2 separate regions of the Homo sapiens genome follow, and region 1 is linked to region 2. The links are chromatin contacts, found by Hi-C or POLR2A ChIA-PET in ENCODE. All regions are on one chromosome and are shown on one strand. Each heading gives the region's core, a stretch centred on a gene start or an enhancer-like site at or near the end of the contact. The rest is flanking DNA. Distances are from core to core; before and after follow the strand shown. Region 1 overlaps SLC67A1-AS (SLC67A1 antisense RNA). Region 2 overlaps KCNQ1 (potassium voltage-gated channel subfamily Q member 1).

Region 1 (6,225 bases), core at 138-2,637, 430 kb after region 2:
AGGGCCCCCAGATGCACCCCACCACTCCCTCCTCCACTGCAGGAGGAGGGGCCTGCAGTTACTGAGGAAGCCTCACCCCTACTGGGCCCTCGGGGGTGAAGGGGCTTCCCAGGCCTTGAGGGAGACTGTATTTCAGATGTCAGTTAAAAGCGCCTGCTACATGGCGTGACCTCTCTGAATCCTATTACTTTCCTGTGCAGGAAACTGAGGCCCAGAGAGGTGGAGTGACCGGCCTAGGGTCCCCCAGCAAGTCAGAGACAGTGAAGCCACCTCCTGCCCTGGGCTGGGGTCCCGCCCCACTGACCTCCAGGGTCAGAGAAGGAGGGGAGCCCCCAACACTTAACTCCTTCCTTCTTTCCTTCATTCCTTCCTCCCTCCCATTCTCCACCTCCTCCTGGCTGAGCTTTGAAGCCAGGGCAGTTGGCCAGACCGAGCGCAGAGGCCAGGAGGTGACGGCAGGCTTGCCCTGGCGGCCTCCCAGGTTAACACACTCCCAGGTGGCTGCACCCCACAGGCGAGGGCTGCTCAGAGTAGATGCTCAACCAAGAGGTTGCCCGTGCCCCCTTCCCCAGCCGCAGGGGCAGCCAGAAGCCAAGCAGCCTCCCGCCCACTGGAGCCTGGAGCCTGAGGGCTGAAGCTGGGCGCCTGCTGCCCCCTGGCGTCCCGAAACGGCACAGCCACCAGGACCCCCACCCACCTCATTCATGCCTCACACCTGGGGGTGACTTGGGCCAGGGCCTTGCTCTCTGGCCCCGAGTCCCCTCAAGTGTAAGATGGGGGCTCTGCCCAGTGTGGCTGTCCGGGCTGCAGCGGGCAGGAGCGCATTTTTCACAAACCCCAACACCCCTCGGATCTGGGGGTGGGGCGGTGTCACTCGCACCTCAGTGGGAAACAGCACGTGGGCCTCGCCCGTCTCCAGGGGGTGGGGGAGGGGAGACAAAGAGCCCGCTCTGCGGAGAGGTGGGTACCCGCCCTGCCGCCCCTCCCCCATTTCCTCTCTGCTCCCCCTGCCCCTCCTCCCCTCCCTCCTCCTTCCTTCCCTCCTCATCCCCAGCTCCTCCTCTTCCTCTTCCTGCCCTATCCCCCCGCAGGCCCGGCCGGCAGCCCGGCGCCCTCTGCCTTCGTTCCCGCCATTGGCGCTGCTGCCCGGAGCCCCTAGGTGACAGCCAGCCCCGAGGCTGCAGCCTCTGTGTCGGGCCTGCACCTGCCCACCGCGTGGTCACTGCCTGGGCACGTATGGACACTCACACCCTTCAGTCCTGAGCACAACTGTGCCCTGGCTGCTTCGGAACAACAAGGAATCATAGTCCTGCTTCTGGCTGGGAGCTGGGGGCCAGCAATCAGGGCAGCTGGGGAAGTGGTTAGGGAGGTGGCGGCACACAGGCCGAGCTCAGAGAGTGAGCAGAGAATGGGCCCAGGGGAGGGCGCTGGAGAGGGCTGCAGGGCTTGGGGCTGCAGCTCAGGAGCTGGCTTCACCTTGGAGGCTATCAGACCTGCTCCTCAGCATTGGCCCAGCAAGGGGAACAGTATGGGGAACAGGGGACAGGCACTGCCTGGCCAGCAGCAAACAAGTAGGCTGTGGAGTTGGGCAGAGCATCTGCCTCTTACTAGCTGTGTGTCCTTGGGCAAGTTGCTTAACCTCTCTGTGCCTCTTCTTTCTCATCTGTAAAGCTTCTGATGAGGCTTAAAGGGCAAGTCAGTATGTGCCTGGCACAGCGGCCTTCCTCTTGAGGATGCCACTACCCTCACCATCATCAGCCTCTCCCTCCAACCTAGAGGGGCAGGCAGGGCAGAGAGCTGCCACTGGCCACCCCTCCAGCTGTGCTGTAATGAAAACTGGACATTCACTCTATACCCAGAGATGTGGGCTGGCGGGGAGGAAAGGCACCTACACCCCTGCCATGTAAACAGGCAGGCAGGGTGAAAGGGGTTTGGTTTGTTTGTTTGTTTTTTGAGATGGAGTCTCACCCTGTCGCCCAGGCTGGAGTGCAGTGGCACGATCTTGGCTCACTGCAACCTCCGCCTCCCAGGTTCAAGCAATTCTGCCTCAGCCTCCCAAGTAGCTGGGACTACAGGCGCCTGCCACCACACCTGGCTAATTTTTGTATTTTTAGTAGAGACGGGGTTTCACCATGTTGGCCAAGCTGGTCTCAAACTCCTGACCTCATGATCCACCTGCCTCAGCCTCCCAAAGTGCTGGGATTACAGGTATGAGCCACCGTGCCAAGCCTAGGATGAAATGTTATCTACATGATGAGCAGTTTGGGCAGTGAACCCCACCTTTGTCAGAGTTCAGGACAGTCCATGGGATACAGGTCACTCCGACTCTCATGCATCAGTCTTCACGCCAGCCCTGAGTGAGCACTGAGGCACACGTGCCTAGCACCCAGCAGTGGCCCCATCCCCTAGCTGCTGGTCAGTACCAGCTGCCACTGCAGCACACCCTTTCTGCCAGGCAGCCTCATGCCATGCACTTGATGTGCAAATGATCTTGTCTAATCTTCACAAGCATCCCGTGAGGCAGGGATTAACGTTGTCCCCATTTCACAGATGGGGAAACTGAGGCTCAAGAGTTCCAGACCCAGGCAAGCCCTGGTCAGTGGTGAAGATGCCAGCCTGGTGGGGCTGGCTGCAGAGTGCTGGGCCCTGTCATAAGCACAGGCCTCTGGCACGCATGCTGACTGCTGGGGATTTTAAGATTGGGGCCCCCCTGCTGAGCCCTATCTACAGCTGCCCCCTTCCCTGGGTTACCCCAGGTTTTAATTTGAAGCAGTTAGTGAATTGAGCTTATGTGGGGTCTTATTTGTATTTGCTTTTGGGTTTTTGCTTTTTGGGGGAGTTTTTGGGTTTTATTGAGATAGAGAGTCTCACTCTTTTGCCCAGGCTGGAGTGGAGTGGTACAATCTTGGCTCACTGCAGCCTCCGCCTCCCAGGTTCACGATTCTCATGCCTCAGCCTCTCAAGTAGCTGGGATTACAGGCATGCGCCACCACACCCAGCCAATTTTTTGTATTTTTAGTAGAGACAGGGTTTTGCCTTGTTGGCTGGGCTGGTCTCAAACTCCTGGCCTCAAGTGATCTGCCAGCCTCAGCCTCCCAAAGTGCTGGGATTACAAGCATGAGCCACCTCGCAGGGCCCTGTATTTGGGTATTAGCCATGGCAGCCTGGCAGATGTTGCTGAGGGTGTCTGGGCACCTGGGCCTGGGCTTGGCGGCCTGAGCAGTGCCTCCTCCTCAAATGTCAAATTGAGGCCTGGACTAAGGGTGTCTGATTTATGGCCTCACCTGTCTGTCCGTCCATTCAGCAATATCTCCCTGGGACCTCAGGGGCAACTGTGCCTTCAGGGGCTTCCGGGTGGGCAGGCAGAAGCAGAAATAAGTATACAAGGCAGGGTGGTGCCCAGGTTGTATGATGAAGGAGGGGACGGGGGATTTTCAGGGCAACGACTTGTGCCAAGATCCAAGGATGGAAGGGAAGAGACGTACAGGCAAGGGGACCATTCCAGGCAGGGGACACAGGCAGAGACCCATCCAAAGATGAGTGCAGGGCAGACAGTGCTTGAAGCTGGAGCTCTCTATCTCTCATGCTTCTTTGGTTTGCAAAATGTGGCATGATCCAGTGGGGGCTGAGGGGCCAGGGCTCCAGGGCTGGCTGCCCCAGGAACACAGCAGTGTCACCAGAGGTCCAGGGTGGGAACCACCAGAGTTTTAGAAACTCACCCAGCCATGTCCAGGGTGCCTGGAGCAGGGAAGGGAGGCTGCTACACCTCACTGAGATGCCAGTGTGGCTGCCCCCGGTGGAAACCAAATAGCCAGGCTCCCTGAAGCTGCCAGCAAGTCTAGGGGCAGGGAGGACAGGTGAGAGCTGAGAGGCCTCCAAGGGTCAGAAGTAATTGCATGGGTTTTGCGACTTCTCCTCTTGCTTCTTGGAAATCCTTCCTGCTTCTTTCTGGATTCCCTACTGAATTCTGAAGGTTCTAAAAGACCTGGAGGCTGGGCACTATGGCTTATGCCTGTAATTCCAGTGGGAAGATCACTTGAGGCCAGGAGTTCAAGACCAGCCCAGGCGACATAGCAAGATCTTGTCTCTATAAAAAAAAAAATTTTTTTTTAATTAGCTGGGTGTGGTGGTATTCATCTGCAGTCCCAGCTACCAGGGAGACTGAGGCAGGAGGATCACTTGAACCCAGGAGTTCAAGGTGGCAGTGAGCTATGATCACACCACTGCACTGCAGCCTGGATGACAGAGCAAGACCTTGTCTTATGAAAAATAAAATAAAGAGAACATGGATGTGGGTTGGATGGTGAGAGCTTGGGGCTGTCCTTTGTTCCTGGGTGGGGGAAAGGGACTGGGACCAAAGGAGGCTGCGGTTGAGGGAGACGTGTGTACCTAAGAGATGGGCAGTAGCTAAGCTCCAGGCCCTCGGGCAGGTGCCTGTGGGGGGACAGAGGCACTGGTGGCCATGCCACCCATCCTGCCTGAGTTTCCCAGTTCTGGCTGGTGAGCAGGTGTGAGGCTGCTCTCTCAGGACCCCGTTCGGAGGCACATCTCTTCCTGATCCCACGATGCCCTTCACATGCACACACATGCTCACATGCACACATACACATGTGCACACACCCCACCACAGCCCTTGCCAGCCTGGGACCGCCAGCTGCTGGCTCCTCCCCCTGCCTCCCCGGATGGACATCCGTCCTTTGCAAGGGCTGTTCTTCCTTCTTCCTTCTTCCTGAGTCCTGAGGTCGGGCAAGGCATCCCTCAAGGGAGTCCACAGGTTGGGCCCACCACCCCGCAGTTCCCAGTTCCTATGCCATTGCCTGGCTACCTCCCCAACCTCCACCATCGTCCCTTCCTGCCTCCAGGTCAAGGACCGGAGAGAGTCCCTCTGGCCTCCAAGGGTCCTATGAGGGGAGGGTGACCCAGTTTGTCCGGAGCTGTCCCAATTTTGGCATGGGAAGTCCTACATCCCAAAACTCCTCAGTCCCGAGCAAACCAGGTCTCCCCCAAGCAATGAGTGAGCTTCCTAGAGCAGGGTCCCAGCTCCACCACCCATCTCCTCTGGTCCCTTGGCCTGTGGTATGAGAAAGGGGACGTGGGCTACTCCAGACTACACTCTCACTGTCCCCCAAAGGCCTCAAGGGCTCCAGTCTTCAGGCCCCACACTGGACGCCTCCCCCATGCTGCCATCTGGGCCTTTATCTCCTTCAGCTGTGGCTGTTGGCCAGCGTGAACACAAATACGTGAACCACAGCCCACCATGTTGGAGCCCCAGGTCCAGGCCCACAGTGGAGCCCAGTGAGGGGAGAGTGCTCACCCATCCAGGACCACAGGACTCTCCCCAAAGCCCATAGCACGTTGCTGCCCTCCCTCCATTTGGACACTGGTGTCAGGGACTGGGCCCTTGGCCCTAAGCCCGTCTGGGTTCCCTGGTTCACTAGAGGCCAGTGGAGAAGCCCCTGTTGGCAGAGCCTCCTCCGGGGCCCTGGCCCTAAAGGCCACAATTCCACACACCTCTCATGGGATGTGTCTGAGCCCAATGCCCAGCCCGGCAAGAACCAGCCCTGGATGAGGTCCAGCCCCTGCCCCTCCTCCTAGAAGTCTCTGCCCAACCTCCAATCCCAGAAGCGCATTCAGAGTCCAGTTCTAGAAGGTTCCTCAGCACCTGACAGCCCACTTCCTCACGTGCACCTGCACAGCCGGGGCCTAGCAGATGAGAGACAGCATGGGCACCACCAGGCCCCCCGCAGGGCTACCTGGCAAGCCTAGCCCCTTTGGGCTGAAGGCTGACCCCTGGGTCCCAAGGATACCAGGTCAGGGGGTGAAGGACCTTTGAACCCAGCCTCCCAGACTCTTAACCTGACACCTCCCAGATGAAGCCGAGGCCAGGCACCCAGTGCCCACAGCAGGCTGAAGGCCCCTCATAAGGCTGTGATTCCCAAGACAACACATACAAAGCCTGGGGTGCTGGGACAGAGCCCCAGCAGGGTGTCAGACACAGATCCCACTGTGGGATCCAGGCAGCCCCCATTGACCAAGGTCTGCAACCGCACCTCACCTGGCTGAGAAGGTGTAAGGTGGGCGGGAACCGAGGTTCGGGCGGGCAGGAGTCACATCCAACCCTGCCTCCGCTCTAGTCCCGCCCCAGGCAAAACCTTGTTGGCTTTATTGAGACAGGTCCTTGGAGAATCATAGGAGTAAGAGTACAAAGCCTCAAGGAGAACACGT
Region 2 (5,429 bases), core at 150-2,649:
GGATGAGAACTCTGAATGAATTGAGTGTGATTTGACCTAGGAGAGTGCCGGGGTGGGGGCAGGTGCACTGTGGTCCTGGGTCCACATGGTGCTAGGGTCCCATGGGCTCCTGGCCCCTGGCTGCTGCCCCCACATTGGGCCCTGCACCAGGCATGAGTCCCATGTCCTGTCCTTGGGGAGGCCTGGGGGACAGGAGTTGGGGGGGTGGGCAGTGCCTCTGTGTGGCAGATTCCAGCTTCTCTCAGGGGCCAGGATTACATGGTCCGTGTTGGACTCTGGGATGCTGGTGGGAAGAACAGTCTGGGCGAGGAGGAAAGGGTGGCTCTGCTGACCCCTCCTAGGTGGGCTGGGGCTGAGGCGGATCCCACTGTGGGGAGCTGCCCAGAGATGGAAGGAGCTGGAGTCCACAGGGCGCTTCTCTTCTCTTTTCCTGTGTGTTAAGGTAGTTCAAAGTCCTCCTGCCCGAGGAAGTAAGACAGCAATCTCTGGGGTCCTGGGCACCAACTCTGGGCACTGATGGGCTGGTCCAGTGCAGGGAGCTGCCCCGGCCGCCCCCGTGGGTGCAGGCCATGGGCTCTTGTTTCCTTTCCCCCATCTGTAAAATGGGTAACGGCCGCTCCTTCAGGGGCTGTTAGCCACATGCTTAGACCGCACCGAGAAAATGCAGTCCCTCCAGAGCTCCTAACCTTCCATGGGCCACAGGCCCCTTCCCAGAAGTTTTTTTATTTTTTATTTTTTTTTGAAGCAGGGTCTCACTCTGTCGCCTAGGTTAGAGTGCAGTGGCACAGTCATCACTCACTGCAGTGCGACCTCCTGGGCTCAAGCTGGCACCGTGACCCCTTCTCCAAGGCCTGCCAGGCTGGCCTCCAGTCCAGGTGTGAGGCCCTGAGGCCCTGGCTGCAGCTGGAAGCTCTTGGGCAGTGCACTGTCCCCACAGCGGACTGCCTCCTGCAGCCAGGTGGCCTTAGGTGATCCTCCAAGGTCCAGCCAGCCAGGATCTGAGTCAGGAGGAACCACGGCCCCCACCAGGGCTGAGACTCCTCTGAGCTCGTCACTTGTCTTGGTTGGGTAGAGGCCTGAGAGGGTGGACACTTGCCCAGGGTCACACAGCTTGTGCGTAGCAGAGCTCCCTGTCCGGCCCCTGCCCCGTGCTGGCCCCTCTCACACCTTGCTCACGCTAGGTGCCTTGTACCAGTGCCTGCTTGGGGGTGGAATTGGAGAGGGGAGGGGTGGGCGCCGAGCTCTGCCTCCCACCAGCATGCTTCCCAGAGCTTCCTGGGAGAAGGTTTACGGAGGAGTGGCCTTGTCTGGTGTCCCTCTGGGTAGAGCCTGTGTTCCGGGCAGGCTGGGAACAATGAATGGTACAGATCCACGGCTCCCCTTGGGCCTTGGTGGGCTCCAGCCATGCCTCCTGGAAGGCCATTTGGAGCCTGGCTGGCAGGCAGGAGCTGTGTGCTGCCAGGCGGGTCTAGATGTGGTTGGTTCCTGGCTGCACCTGCCGGGCTCATGACCTGCCCTGTCCTTTCCTTGGGGAGCTTGGTGACGGCTCAGGTCGACTCCCAGGGGCCCGCCCTTCAGGGCCTGCATGAGTGTTCTCGGGCTGGCTATGGGGGCATTGCTTCTTCCTGTCCTAGCCGGGACCTGCCCATCCACCCAGGGGGCTCAGGGACGTTTTTGAGTTTTCCTGAGGCTTTGCCTAGGGAGTGTCGCTGAGGAAGCTGGAACAGTGACCTTCGTTGTTGGGGGAGGAGATGCAGGCAGGCTGTGGCCCAGCTGCCCCATTTTGTAGCTGGGGAAACTGAGGCCCAGAGTGGAGAAGCGATCTCCAAAGGGGAGGTGACACATGGCTGAGCCCCGCCTGATGGGTGCTTGCTGGGGGGAGAAGTCCTGGCTGGGACTTCCCCTCCCCAGGCTGGGGTTTGTCCCCTACTTTGCAGGAGGAGGGGGGCTCCCAGAAGAGAGTGAGTTTTGAGGGAACACAGTGCTGGGGGTCCCCTCCTGGGCCTGGGGCTGTGGTTCTTAGAGGGGCAAGGGGCTGGCCCCTGTTGCTGGCTGTGGCAGCCACAGCCTTCTGACCCTTGCTGGCCTGTCGTGGAGTGGGGTTCAAGATGCTATCACTGACATCTGCCCAGGCTCGGGGGCTTCTGTGTGGTGCCAGCCTTGCCCGGGGGCACAGCCATCAGCAGGCCAGAAGTCCTCAGGAGAGCTTGCTGCCAGGCTGCTGCCTGGGGCCAGGCTTCAGATATGCTGGCCAGCCTTGTCCAGGGGGCCTCCTGCCAGGTGGGCAGAGGGAGAGGGCCTTCCTGTCCTCATGAGAACAGGGCTGAGCTCCATGTTCCTTAGCCTCCCTTGGCCTCAGTCATCCTATCTGGAAACAGGGATCATAATAGTTTTAGTTTATAGAGAGCGAGGGCCTGGCCCCTGCGCTCTTCCTCTGTGGTCTCCTCTGCCCGCTCCCAGAACACCTGGCCTCCTGCTCTGAGGGCCAGCCCTGGGTTGCAGCAGTGAGCATGACCTGGCCACAGTCTAGGGGCTTTGGGGTGGGTTTGTGGGCAGCTGGGCTGCAGGGGGCTGTGGGAGCCTGAGGGAGTGCCTTCCAGGGGAAGCCCGACAGATGGGGGCACTCCAGGCAGGGGCAGGAGGTGACCTGGAGGTCGGAGGAGCAAGCTGTGGCTGGAGAGCCGGGCAGGGTTGGTCAGCAGGTCCGAGGGCCTGGGCCTCCCTGGGGTGAGGGCCAGGGTGCCTCTGCAGGGGTGGAAGTGGGCTGTGAGGGGGTCTGGGTTTATCTCCCCATTGCACAGGGCTCCATGGGGTGGGCTGAGCCATGAGCGCCCTTCGTGGCACCTTGGTGTCCGGCAGGGAGGCAGGGGCCCAGGAGGAGGGCAGGACTGGCTTCAACGGTGTCGGCCTCTACCCTTTTGGTCCTCACGGAGGAGGCTGCTCCCTCTTCCCTGGAGCAGCCAGGGATGGTGTGGGGCCCTGGTCCCCTGGCTTGATATAGGCTTCTGCAGAGGATATGGTGTGGCCGGGGGCTCAGCTGAGAAGCCACCAGGAGACAGATACAGCCTCAGGAAGTGGTTTTGTATCTCTGCTGAGAACCACAATCCGAGTCACATGGGACCATTGAGATCACGTCAGGGTGCAGGCTGGGGAAGGCTGGGAGCTGGGGTTTGGCAAAGGCGTTGGGGTGCTCTTGTGCTGGACAGGCTGCTGCCCACCGGGCCTGGCCCAGGTGAGGTGAGAGACACCTGCCCCCCACGTCAATGCCTGGGCACACGGGCCCAGTGCACACAGCCAGCAGGCGTGCGTCTTGCAATGGGGGCTGTGGGGACCCCTTTGCTCCCCTGATCCCTTCCCTGCAGACCCAGGCCAGGTGGATTCAAGGTGTGGGGCAGGGTAGGAGCTGGGCACTGCTGGATGGCATGGGCCACCCGCACTGGGGCTGCTGTGACCTCCGAGTCCAGGCACTGCCTTCCACCTGGTTAGGGACAGGGCAGGGAGGCTGATGGGCTGGCCCAGCGTGGGGACCTGCCCAGTGGCCCTGTGGGTGCAGGCCATGTGCCTCTGCATTTCCTTTACCCCATCTGTAAAATAGGGATAACAGCAGCTTCTTAAAGGGCTGTTAGCCACGTGCTTAGACTGTGCCCGGAAAATGCACTGTCTCTCCTGGGCTCCCAACCTTTCACAGGCCACAGGCCCATTCCCAGAAGTTTATTTTTTATTTTTCGAGACAGGGTCTCCCTCTGTCACTTAGGCTAAGAGTGCAGTGGTGTGATCTTGGTTCACTGCAGCCTCGACCTCCCTGGCTCAAGAGATCCTCCCGCCTCAGCCTCCTGAGTAGCTGGGACTACAGATGCACACCACCACGCCTGGCTAATTTTTGTATTTTTTGTAGAGATGGGGTCTTGCTATATTGCCCAGTCTAGTCTCAAGCTCCTGAGCTCAAGCGATCTGCCTGCCTCAGCCTCCCAAAGTGCTGGGATTACAGGCATGCACTTTTTTTTTCTAAGTAGCTTTACGGAGGCGTGCTTGGCATACGGTAAACTGCCCCAGTTTAAAGCAGACAGTTCCATGAGTCCTGACATTTGGAGGCCCTGTGAAGCCAGCATCAGCAGAGTGGGCACACCCATCACCCTCACAGCGTCCCCCTGTCCCCACGACCAGGCCACTGCTGCCCTACCATCAGGCACGATGGATGGGCTTGTGCCTTGTGGAATTTTATTTGGATGGACTCTGGCAGCCAACGCTGGTTTCGTCTGGCTTCTTTTATTCAGCGTCATGATTTTGAGCTGTGTGTCTGTTGTGTGTGTCGGCCTGTTGTTTGGGTAGAGCCTACTTTGCCGATCCATGCACCTGTTGATGGACATGTGGGCGGCTGTATCCCATTTGGGCTCTCACAAATGATACTGCTAGGAATAGCTGGAGTCTCTGTGCGAGCAAATGCTTTTGCTTCTCTTGTGCAAGCAAGTGGTTGAACTGCTCTGCAGCCCGCTGGGAAGTGGAACGGCTGTGTCATGGGGTGGGTGAGGGCTTCACTTTCTAGGACACTGACAAACCGTTTTCTAAAGCAGCAATCCCCTTTTGCAGTCCAGCAGCTCCGTGCGACAGCTCTAGTTCCTCTGTCTCCTTGTCAACACTTGGTGTGGTCGGTCTTTAATTTTAGCCAATCTAACAGGTGTGTCGGGGCCCTCCCTGGCATTCCTGGTGACTCACTGTGTGGGGTCATCTTTTCAGCTGCTTAGTTGTTGTCCACATATCTTCTTTGGTAAAGTGTCTGTCAAATTGTCTGTTAAGAAAACGTGGGTGGTTTTTCATTGAATTCAAGAGTTTTTTTTTTTTTCTTTATTTTGAGAGAGAATCTCACTCTCCGTCTCCCAGGTTGTAGTGTGGTGGCGTGATCTTGCTTGGCTCACTGCAACCTCTGCCTCCCGGGTTCAAGTGATTCTCCTGCCTCAGCCTCCCAAGTAGTTGGGACTACAGATGCCCGCCACCATGACTGGCTAATATTTGTATTTTAGTAGAGACAGGGTTTCACCACGTTGGCCAGGCTGGTCTCTAACTCCTGACCTCGTGATCCACCTGCCTCGGCCTCCCAAAGTGCTGGGATTACAGGCATGAGCTACGGCTCCCGGCCGAGATGTTACATGTTTCTATATTCTGGACCAAGTCCTCTATCAGATACCTGCTCTGTGAAGCCTTCCCTTATCCCTTGCTAGTCCTTCAGTTCTTTTAAACAATTTTTTTTTTCTTTTTTTGAGACGGAGTCTCGCTCTGTCACCCAGGCTGGAGTGCAGTGGCGCGATCTCGGCTCACTGCAAGCTCCGCCTTCCGGGTTCATGCCATTCTCCTGCCTCAGCCTCCCGAGTAGCTGGGACTACAGGCGCCCGCCACTGTATCCAGCTGATTTTTTGTATTTTTATAGAGACAGG

Evidence for each region. A loop is a pair of places that touch in the nucleus more often than their neighbours do. ChIA-PET counts read pairs that join two places held with the same protein, here RNA polymerase II (POLR2A). Pooled maps may share reads with other maps.
Region 1: a loop to region 2 is called in a pooled map, with 2.6 times the contacts of the local background. The contact joins two enhancer-like sites. A Hi-C loop is called at or near these places in 1 of 168 maps with a recorded cell type or tissue (naive thymus-derived CD4-positive, alpha-beta T cell) and 5 of 50 pooled maps. POLR2A ChIA-PET finds 5 or more read pairs at or near these places in 2 of 52 experiments (H1 and activated naive CD4-positive, alpha-beta T cell).

What each region holds. Positions count from the first base shown.
Region 1 is chr11:2,891,589-2,897,813 of GRCh38, forward strand. All of the region lies in intron 2 of SLC67A1-AS (SLC67A1 antisense RNA), which reads right to left. Among named protein-coding and RNA genes, the nearest start is that of SLC67A1, 7.6 kb to the right of the region's middle. RefSeq lists an enhancer at 247-1,046. Within about 2 kb of position 1,388, at least 29 of the 41 ENCODE cell types and tissues checked have a DNase peak (open chromatin) inside an H3K27ac peak, as active enhancers do.
Region 2 is chr11:2,464,437-2,469,865 of GRCh38, forward strand. The region is part of intron 1 of KCNQ1 (potassium voltage-gated channel subfamily Q member 1); the gene reads left to right. Among named protein-coding and RNA genes, the nearest start is that of KCNQ1, 22 kb to the left of the region's middle. RefSeq lists an enhancer at 2,920-2,969. Within about 2 kb of position 1,400, at least 5 of the 41 ENCODE cell types and tissues checked have a DNase peak (open chromatin) inside an H3K27ac peak, as active enhancers do.